Regions from separate parts of the Homo sapiens genome. Here region 2 is linked to region 1. A link is a contact called in ENCODE Hi-C or POLR2A ChIA-PET data. All regions are on one chromosome and are shown on one strand. The core of a region is the stretch at or near the end of the contact, and the rest is flanking DNA. Distances in the headings are between cores, read along the strand shown.

Region 1 (4,438 bases), core at 332-2,831:
ACTTTGGGAGGCCAGGCGGGCGGATCACTTGAGGTCAGGAGTTCGAGACCAGCCTGCCCAACATGGTAAAACCCCATCTCTACTAAAAATACAAAAGTTAGCGGGGCATGGTGGTGCACACCTATAATCCCAGCTACTTCGGGGGCTGAGGCAGGAGAATCGTTTGAACCCCGGGCGTGGAGGTTGCAGTGAGCCAAGAACACACCATTGCACTCCTGCCTGAGCAACAAGAGTGAGACTCCATCTCAAAAAAAAAAAAAAAAAAAAAAAGAATTAAATAGCAGTTTCTCTTTTATCCTGACAAATGACTCAGAAAACAGTGCAGCTTCCAATACATTCTTTCTCTTATTTGGGATTTTATCTAAAGCTTGGCCCTCAAATGTTCTAAGGCACCATCCATAAGGGAGTAAGTCCCCGAAGAGAGAAAGGAAGTACTACCAGGTATCTATCTCAAGAAAAGGAGACAGAAAGAACATGGAGAAAAGAGGAAGACAAGGCAAAGAAGCCAGAAGAGGGCTTCTTTGGAGAACCAAGGGAACAAGAAAAAAAAATAAAAACAAAAGTATAAAGAGGCTAAATCTGGCTCCCAGCTAAAAAAATGTTAGAGTCTAGTTCCCTATTCCTTCCAACCACAGGAAGGAGGCGGGGGTTCCAACCTCTCAACTAACTTAGAAGCTGCAGTGTCAACACCTACAAAAAGATGTTTTTCCCTGGCCGGGCATGGTGGTTCACACCTGTAATCCCACCACTTTCAGAGGCTGAGGCAGGCAGATCACCTGAGTTCGGGAGTTTGAGACCAGCCTGCCCAACAGGGCGAAACTCCATCTCTACTAAAAATACAAAAATTAGCCGGACGTGGGATCCCACCTACTCAGGAGGCTGAGGCAGGAGAATTGCTTGAACCCAGGAGGTAAAGGTTGCAATGAGCCAAGACCGGGCCACTACACTCCAGCCTGGGAAACAGAACGAGACTCCATCTCAAAAAATAAAAAAGATGTTTGTCCTTACCCACACCTCCACACTTATTCCTAGCCTCCATAAATTGAAGCCTTTTTTATTTAATAAAGAATACATGGGCCGGGCGCAGTGGCTCACGCCTGTAATCCCAGCACTTTGGGAGGTGGAGGCGGGCGGATGACCAGGTCAGGAAATCGAGATCATCCTGGCTAACATGGTAAAACCCCATCCCTAATAAAAAATACAAAAATTTAGCCAGGCATGGTGGCAGGCACCTGTAGTCCCAGCTACTCGGAAGGCTGAGGCAGGAGAATGGTGTGAACCCAGGAGGCAGAGCTTGCAGTGAGCCGAGACCGTGCCACTGCACTCCAGCCTGGGCAACAGAGCAAGACTGTCTCAAAAAAAAAAAGTGAAACCAGCCTGGCCAACATGGCAAAACCCCGCCTCTACTAAAAATACAAAAAAAATAGCCAGGTATGGTGGCGGGCACCTGTAATCCCAGCTACTCGGGAGGCTGAGGCGTAAGAATTGCTTGAATCCAGGAAAAAAAAATATGTCTCCAGAGGACCAAACTGAAACATCACTGTCTCATCCTATGTGCATACACACTCACTTCTTTATAAAGTTTTGGGCACTCTGGATGAAAGCGCAGTGCGCGAAGAAATAGTTGCCTTGCGCTTTCTGAAGACAATCGATCTTCCATTTCCCATTTGGCTGCCATAATCCACAAAGCTGTAAGTGAAAAACCATCAGATTTCATTTCAATAAATTAATCAAGTCAGACAAGAAAAGAACCAAATGATCCAATTTTAATACTCGCACAATTTTTTTTTTTTTTTTTTTTTGAGACAGTCTCACTCTGTCGCCCAGGCTGGAGTGCAGTGACGCAATCTCGGCTCACTACAAGCTCCGCCTCCCAGGTTCATGCCATTCTCCTGCTTCAGTCTCCCGAGTAGCTGGTACTACAGGCACCCGCCACCATGCCCGGCTAATTTTTTTTGTATTTTTAGTAGAGACGGGGTTTCACCATGTTAGCCAGGATGGTCTCAATCTCCTGACCTCGTGATCCGCCCGCCTCGGCCTCCCAAAGTGCTAGGATTACAGGCATGAGCCACTGCGCCCGGCCCACTCAAACAATTTTTTAAAAAAACCTTTAACAAAAGGGGAAGCAGTTCGGACAGACAGTTTCTAACTGCAAAGCTTGGCTACGTTATCTAAAATTAGAAACAGTATTCTGAAGCAAATGAGTAAATGATAACAAATGTTCAATTTAGAGGATGAGTACCTAAGTGTCTGTTACTGTTTTCATCAGATCTAAGGACATTATTGTAAGTCACATACAATTTTTTTCTTTTTTTGAGACAGGGTCTTGCTCTGTTGCTCAGGCTGCAGTGGCACAAACAACAGCTCACTGCAGTCTTCACCTACCAGAATCCCACCTTAGCCCCTCAAGTAGCTGGGACCACATGCATACACCATCACGCCCACCTAAATTTTGTAACTTTGTAGAGATGGGTTTTCACCATGTTGCTCAGGCTGGTCTCAAACTCCTGATCTCAAATGATCTGCCTGCCTCGGCTTCCCAAAGTGCTGGGATTATAGGCATAAGCCACCGTGCCTGGCCCACATACAAATTTTAAAGGTAGTAAAATGCCAGAAAAAGGCCAGGCACAGTGGCTCACACCTGTAGTTCCAGCACTTTGGGAGGCCGAGGCAGGCAGATCACTTGATGTCAGGAGTTTGAGACCAGCCTGGCCAACATGGTGAATCCTCGTTTCTACTAAAAAATACAAAAAATTAGCCAGGCGTGGTGGCACCCTCCTATAGTCTCAGCTATTACGGAGACTGAGGCAGAAGGATCACTTTAACCTGGGAGGCAGAGGTTGCAGTGAGCTGAGATCACACGACTACACCCCAGCCTGGGCGACAGAGCAAGACTCCATGTCAAAAAAAAAAGTCCAGAAAAAACTGCTTATCTTACCACAAATAAAATTATTTTTTGCTCTTTTCTCAATATTTAGAGAAATTATAGGGCAAGCCACAGTGGCTTACTCCTGTAATCCCAGCACTTTGGGAGGCTGAGGTGCACAGATCGTTTGAGGCTGGGAGTTCTGAGACCAGTCTGGCCAACATGGCGAAACCCCATCTCTACTAAAAATACAAAAATTAGCCAGGCGTGGTGGTGCACATCTGTAATCCCAGCTACTTAGAAGGCTGAGGCATGAGAATCACTTGAACCCAGGAGACAGAGGTTGCAGTGAGCTGATATCACACCACTGCACTCCAGCCTGGGCAACAGAGGCAAGACTCTGTCTCAAAAAAATAAAAAATAAAATAAATTATAATTCATAATTTTCTCTAAAACCCTTTGTCCTTCTACATGGGAAATTAACCCTGAGTTAACATTCTAGCTATTTCCCTAGACATTTAATAAAGGTCACCTATCTTATCAAGATTGCTTTTGTTAAAAATGACGCCTGATTGGTAACCACACCTGGAATAGAAGGGTCAGCAATGGTGGCAAGCAATTGCTTTGGGCTTCCTTGAACATGTGACTCCTAAAATTGAGCATGACCTTTCTAGGATCTGTAGAAGCCATGCCCATCCATGGGGCTTCTAAACCAGACTGGATCCCCTACCTACTGATATGATCTCATCTCCTCATACCTGAACAGTCACCTTAGGAACCAGAGGCTACCTCCATTCTGCTAAGAGCATTCTGCAGAAGGAACATACCTAAGGCTATCCTGCTATATTTCTGAGTAAACTGGTGCCAAATGTAGTCTATTTGAGTCTTGTGTGGTATAAGATATCTGATTAAGCCTAATACCCTGAGAATAGGTGCTGAGGCCCCTCCACTATCAACTAGACCATTTATACATTATTCACAAGAGAAATATTTCTCTTACAAAACATGAGTCTACTCTGTACCAGCACTCTTCTAAAATTTATATTGATATTTTCCCCTTTAAGCTTCTAAAATTCCTCAGATTTGACTGCCTCCAAATAAAATGTCCCACAAAGGATTCAAAAGTTTATTTTGCCATCATCTAAAAAGAAATACAGTCTGGCCGGGAGTGGTGGCTCACGCCTGTAATCCCAGCACTTTGGAAGGCCAAGGCGGGTGGATCACGAGGTCAGGGGTTCGAGAGACCAGCCTGACCAACGTGGTAAAACCCAGTCTCTACTAAAAATACAAAAATTAGCTGGGCGTGGTGGCGGGCACCTGTAATCCCACCTACTCAGGAGGCTAAGGCAGGAGAATTGCTTCAACCTGGGAGGCGGAGGTTGCAGTGAGCCAAGATCACACCACTGCCCTCCAGCCTGGGCGACAGAGCGAGACTCCGTCTCAAAAAAAAAAGAAATACAGTCCTTCTTGCCTGCAGATACAACACCTAGGACAGTAACTAGTATATAGTAGGCAGGGGTGAACTATGAGGCAGCTATTCAGTAAGAAAAACTGCTGAGGCCAACTGCCTAA
Region 2 (4,673 bases), core at 675-3,174, 390 kb before region 1:
AAGCTCTGTAGAAGTTATTAATATCTGTGGCTCTGCTCATGGGAGCCTTTCTCTTTTGAGGTACCAGAAAGAGGAAGGCCTAAACAGAACTGGAGTGTGGGAGAGTGGGCGGGCTCTCTCTCTTTAGTCATCTGTGGTCACCCCCCACCCCCCTGCGCTGTGCAAGCCTGATACCATGGAAAGGGAACCCACATTTCAAATAGCTGCTGCTGCTCCGGTGAACTTGGGGTAAGGGAGCTGAGGGGTGTCTACCCTCTGCACCAGACTCAAGTCTCCCTCCTAGAATAGGAGCGAGAATAGCAGCAAGTCCCTGCCCCCTGCTCCCTCGTTTTCCTGGAAGAAATGCCTACCTAAGACACAGACACCTGCATCCCACGCTTTGTCACCCAATGCCTGTTTCCTTAAGGAGAAAAAATGGGCGCCAGAAAACTTCTAGGTCTAGATCCTGGCTCTGTTGCTCGCTAGTTGTGGAACTTTGGACAGGCGACCTCACCCTTCTGATTTCACTTTCCCTGGCCTCACTCTTCACTCCCTCTGCCTGTGGGCAGGCAGCAGCATGGTTCTGTGGGGTCCTAAGGACCCCAGGGAGTCACTCCCACATTTGGGCAGCAGCTTTGGGTTTAGTCTGTCCAGTTTAGGGCCCCAGATCGTATATGTGTGTGTGCACACACGTGTGTGTTTGCGTGTCAGGCAGCATTCAGATGGGGCATCCTGTTCATCCACCCCCCTGCTTTGGGGTGGCTGAGGGTTGGGGTGCCCAACAGGTAGAATGGGGTTGATAATAGCACCTGCCTCGCAGGGTGATGGTGAAAATAAAATGAGCCATGGTGATTTAAGATGCCCAGTCTAGGTTCTGGCCTTTACTTAGTTGACACTCGTGGACGGTTAGATGGTTAGAGAGGCAGGCCAGTTTAGTACCAAAATGCCTTCAGAGTCAGGCTGTCTCTGGGTTCAGATCCTGGCTCTGCCCCTTGCTATTGGTGGAATCTTAGACAAGTTATTTAATTTCTCTGTGCCTCAGCTTCCCCACCTGTAAAACGAGGATGAGGCTAGTACCTCCCTCACAGGGTTCGTGGTAAGAGGATGAGGCTAGTACCTCCCTCACAGGGTTCGTGGTAAGGCTCAAATATGTAAATGTATGAAAAGCACTTAAAACTGTGCTTTGGGGTGAGCTGTTATTCTTAGTTCCTGCAGGCTTCAGCTGGTTTGATTGTTGTGACTAATAACCTTCGCACCTAACAGAATGTCTTGCCGGGGAGTGTCATGGCCCAAACAGGAAGGTGGCAGCGGAAAAACTCCATTACTCAAGGGCCTTTGCAAGAGAAGCAAAACTCTACTTCCTCAGCTTCTGTGGGTTTTTAAATCTTTTTTTTCAATTTTAATTTTAATTTTTTTAAAAAAAAAGTAGAAATGAGGTGTTACTATGTTACCCAGGCTGATCTCGAATTCCTGCCCTCAGGTGATCCTCCCACCGCGGCCCCCCAAAGTGCTGGGATTACAGGCATGAGCCTCTGCACCCAGCCAGCTTCTGTGTTTTTAACAAACCTTGCTCGGGCTCTGCAGATACAGATTCTGGGTCTGGGGTGAAGTGACTAGCATTTGTGTGGCAGTCTGTGAATGAGATGTCAAGCAGCTTCCGAGGTAACAGACTTCTCCCCAGGTTCAGTGAGGGAGACTGTACCTAGCCTGTCCTTCCAGAGGCTGCTCACACTGCCAGGCTGTGGCTGGCCTGCCAAGGGGAGGATGGCCCTCCACACCTCGGCCCACCTGCCCTTCACCTCCAGCCAGGGCCTGCCTGTCCATCCACCTGTGCCTAGCTGGAAAAGCTGGCTTGGAGCAGTGCTGCCCATCTGCCACTGCCAGCCCCCAGCATCTGCCTTATTAAAATGCTGAGGCTCTGGCTGGCCACAAGCCCCAGGAGATTTGGAGAAAAGCCAGACAAAAAGGTGCAGGCTGTGCCACCGCCCAGCCACACTGGGTGACTGCCCTTGGTAGTTAACCACAGAGTCATCCAGCTTGGCTGCCCAGAGGTCTATAGCTCCACTCAGGCGAAGCTGGCTAGCCTGGCCTAGCCTGGCTGGTTAGGTGGGCAGGACAGCCTCCACTTGACTGATTTTTTTTTTTTTTTTTTTTTTTTTTGAGACAGGGTTTCGCATTTCTGCCCAGGCTAGAGTGCAGCGATACAATCTTGGCTCACTGTAGCCTCGACCTCCTGGGCTCAAGTGATCCTCCCACCTCAGCTGCCTGAGTAGCTGGGTGCACCACCACTCCCGGCTATTTATTCATTTGGTAGAGATGAGGTCTCACTATGTCACCCATGCTGGTCTCAAACTTCTAGGCGCAAGCAATCCTTCCACCTTGGCCTCCCAAAGTGCTGGAATTACAGGCATGAGCCACCATGCTTGACTCGTCTGACTGATGTTAGGCAACCTTGAATTGATGGTCTCCTGGTGAAATGAGGGTTCTTGTTGACAAGGCAGGTCTGGCCAACACATTTTTGTATGATTATCTGCACGATTGCATCAGTTATTAGCAAAGAAGGATTTTATAGCAGCAGGTGTGTGCTCATGTGCTTGTGTGGAGTTGTTGACTGCCCTTCACTGCACACACACAGTCTGCGGAACTGTGACTGAATCCCTGTTCCCTACTCACACTTACATGGTATTTTCTGGGATTCTAAGGCACATTCTTTTTTTCCTTTCCTTTTTTTCCATTTAACATCTTAAATTGGAATGTGTCGCACATTTGCGGATTATTATAATTTGACAGCGCCTTTTTCTTGGCATACTTGAAATAACGGTGCATTGTAAAATCAGAGGTGTCTCAGATTTAATGAAATAGAAACTAGGTAACCTCTGGGGAACTTATATAATTTGTCCAGTTCCTCCAAGGATGCAGGTGGAGCCACCTTGTAGTGGTGGCAGATTATATGAGGGGACCCTGATGTGGTTCAAGGGGACAACCTTGGATTGGGCTTAGATTCCAGCTTTATGGCTCGCCAGCTGTGTGGCCTTGGCAAAGTAGAGCGACCTCTCTGAGCCTCGGGATTTTCCTCCCACCACATATGAATCGTGGCTCCACAGTTGTCATGGCTGTGTGCAAGGCAACATTCCCTGTTTCTCTTGCTGGGTATCATCTAAGGTCTGCCCCGTTCCATCTGGGTTAAGAGGGAAAATGAGGGCTGGGAGTGGGTCACTGGCCTTCCCAAGGGAGCAGAGGGAAACTGGTGTTCCAAGGGCTTCTTGACTCAGTTTATAATCCTTGGACATTACTCTTCTTCCCTCGTCCTTCTCCCCCTTTGCCTGAGTTTTCATTTTCACATGTGTTTCCTTTTAGCAATTTTCTTTCAAATCTCTCCTCTCCCTTTCTGTAAAGTCTTCCCACATGTAGCCTCTTTGAAGCTCCCTGGGGTGGGAAAGGGGAGGAGGGCTCTGCCTGATGGCCTGGATGGCACAGACCTCAGAAGCCCAGTGTGCTGTGGTCCCTGCAAGCTTCAGCTCAAGTCCAAGTTCTGGTACCATCAGCGTTGCTAACTGCCATTCCTGTGGCTGCAGGGTCAGCCTGAGTCCACTCCAGTGCACAGTGTTGTCCATGGGGTGCTGGATGTCGCATCGCTGAGAGCATTTGGTATTCTCTGTACCCTCCTTGCTGCGTTAAAATCAGACCTGGTTCAAATCCCAGCCCTGCGACCTTTCACGAATTACTTAACCTCCTTGAACCTGTGTATTCTCATCTAAATAGTGGCTGATGCACAGAAATACCTGGCACACAATAGGTGCTTAGCAGATGCGTGCTTTCCTTGTTCTCAAATGTTTAAGACCCCTTTGTGGACAGGCACGATGGTTCATGCCTGTAATCCCAGCACTTTGGGAGGCCAACGCGGGCGGATCACCTGAGGTCAAGAGTTCGAGACCAGCCTGACCAACATGGTGAAACCCCATCTCTACTGAAAATACAAAAATCAGCCCGGCGTGGTGGCAGGCGCCTGTAATCCCAGCTACCTAGGAGGCTGAGGCAGGAGAATCGCTGGAACCCGGAAGGCAGAGCCTGCAGTGAGCCGAGATCATGCCACTGCACTCCAGCCTGGGCGACAGAGCGATACTCCATCTCAAAAACAAAACAAAAAAAAAACTGCTTTGTGCTTGTTTAGGTGTTAAGGATCTCGGGGAGTGCCAGCCAGTGGCACTGCTCCTGAGACAGACGGAGGAGTTCTGGGCAGGGGGCAGTGGCAAAGGCACAGGGGCCTGTGTGAGCAGGATGTGTCAGGGGCCCCGTCCTTCAGGATGGCTGGGCTGCAGTGGGGTGAGGCAGGACGGAGAGAGAGGAGGAAGAGTGGTGGGGTGGGCACCCAGTCGGCACCTACAGGGGTGCACATGACAAGGCTGCACAGGGTCTGGCTGGAGCAGTACAGAGGGTTAGGTGTGGGCTGTTCATGGAAGTCGGGGCTGAGTTGGGGAGGCACCAGGAGACAGCCACATGGGGATGTCTGGGTGACAGTGGCCCCCAAGCAGGGGCTGAGTGTGCGCTGCTGGCTAGAGGGAGGCTTTAAGAGCAGGTGATGGTTTTAAACCTTGTTTTCCTTGGAGATCTTCTCTCTGCCCCCTCCCTCTTGAGATTCCAATGAAAGCCAGTAGCCCAACCTCCTCAGTTTTGTGTGTAGTGTCAGAGATTCG

Evidence for each region. Hi-C counts contacts between places; a loop is a spot of excess contacts on that map. ChIA-PET counts read pairs that join two places held with the same protein, here RNA polymerase II (POLR2A). Pooled maps may share reads with other maps.
Region 2: a loop to region 1 is called in a pooled map, with 3 times the contacts of the local background. The contact joins two enhancer-like sites. A Hi-C loop is called at or near these places in 1 of 168 maps with a recorded cell type or tissue (B cell), 1 of 37 single-sample maps with no recorded cell type and 2 of 50 pooled maps. POLR2A ChIA-PET finds 5 or more read pairs at or near these places in 3 of 52 experiments (Caco-2, activated B cell and activated T-cell).

The regions. Positions count from the first base shown.
Region 1 is chr17:31,887,715-31,892,152 of GRCh38, forward strand. It overlaps UTP6 (UTP6 small subunit processome component), which reads right to left. Exons shown (of 19, transcript NM_018428.3): 7 at 1,571-1,689. Among named protein-coding and RNA genes, the nearest start is that of UTP6, 12 kb to the right of the region's middle. RefSeq lists an enhancer at 2,229-2,408. Within about 2 kb of position 1,582, at least 6 of the 41 ENCODE cell types and tissues checked have a DNase peak (open chromatin) inside an H3K27ac peak, as active enhancers do; they include B cell, where a contact is called at or near this core.
Region 2 is chr17:31,493,254-31,497,926 of GRCh38, forward strand. The region is part of intron 3 of RAB11FIP4 (RAB11 family interacting protein 4); the gene reads left to right. Among named protein-coding and RNA genes, the nearest start is that of MIR4724, 39 kb to the right of the region's middle. Within about 2 kb of position 1,925, at least 18 of the 41 ENCODE cell types and tissues checked have a DNase peak (open chromatin) inside an H3K27ac peak, as active enhancers do; they include B cell, where a contact is called at or near this core.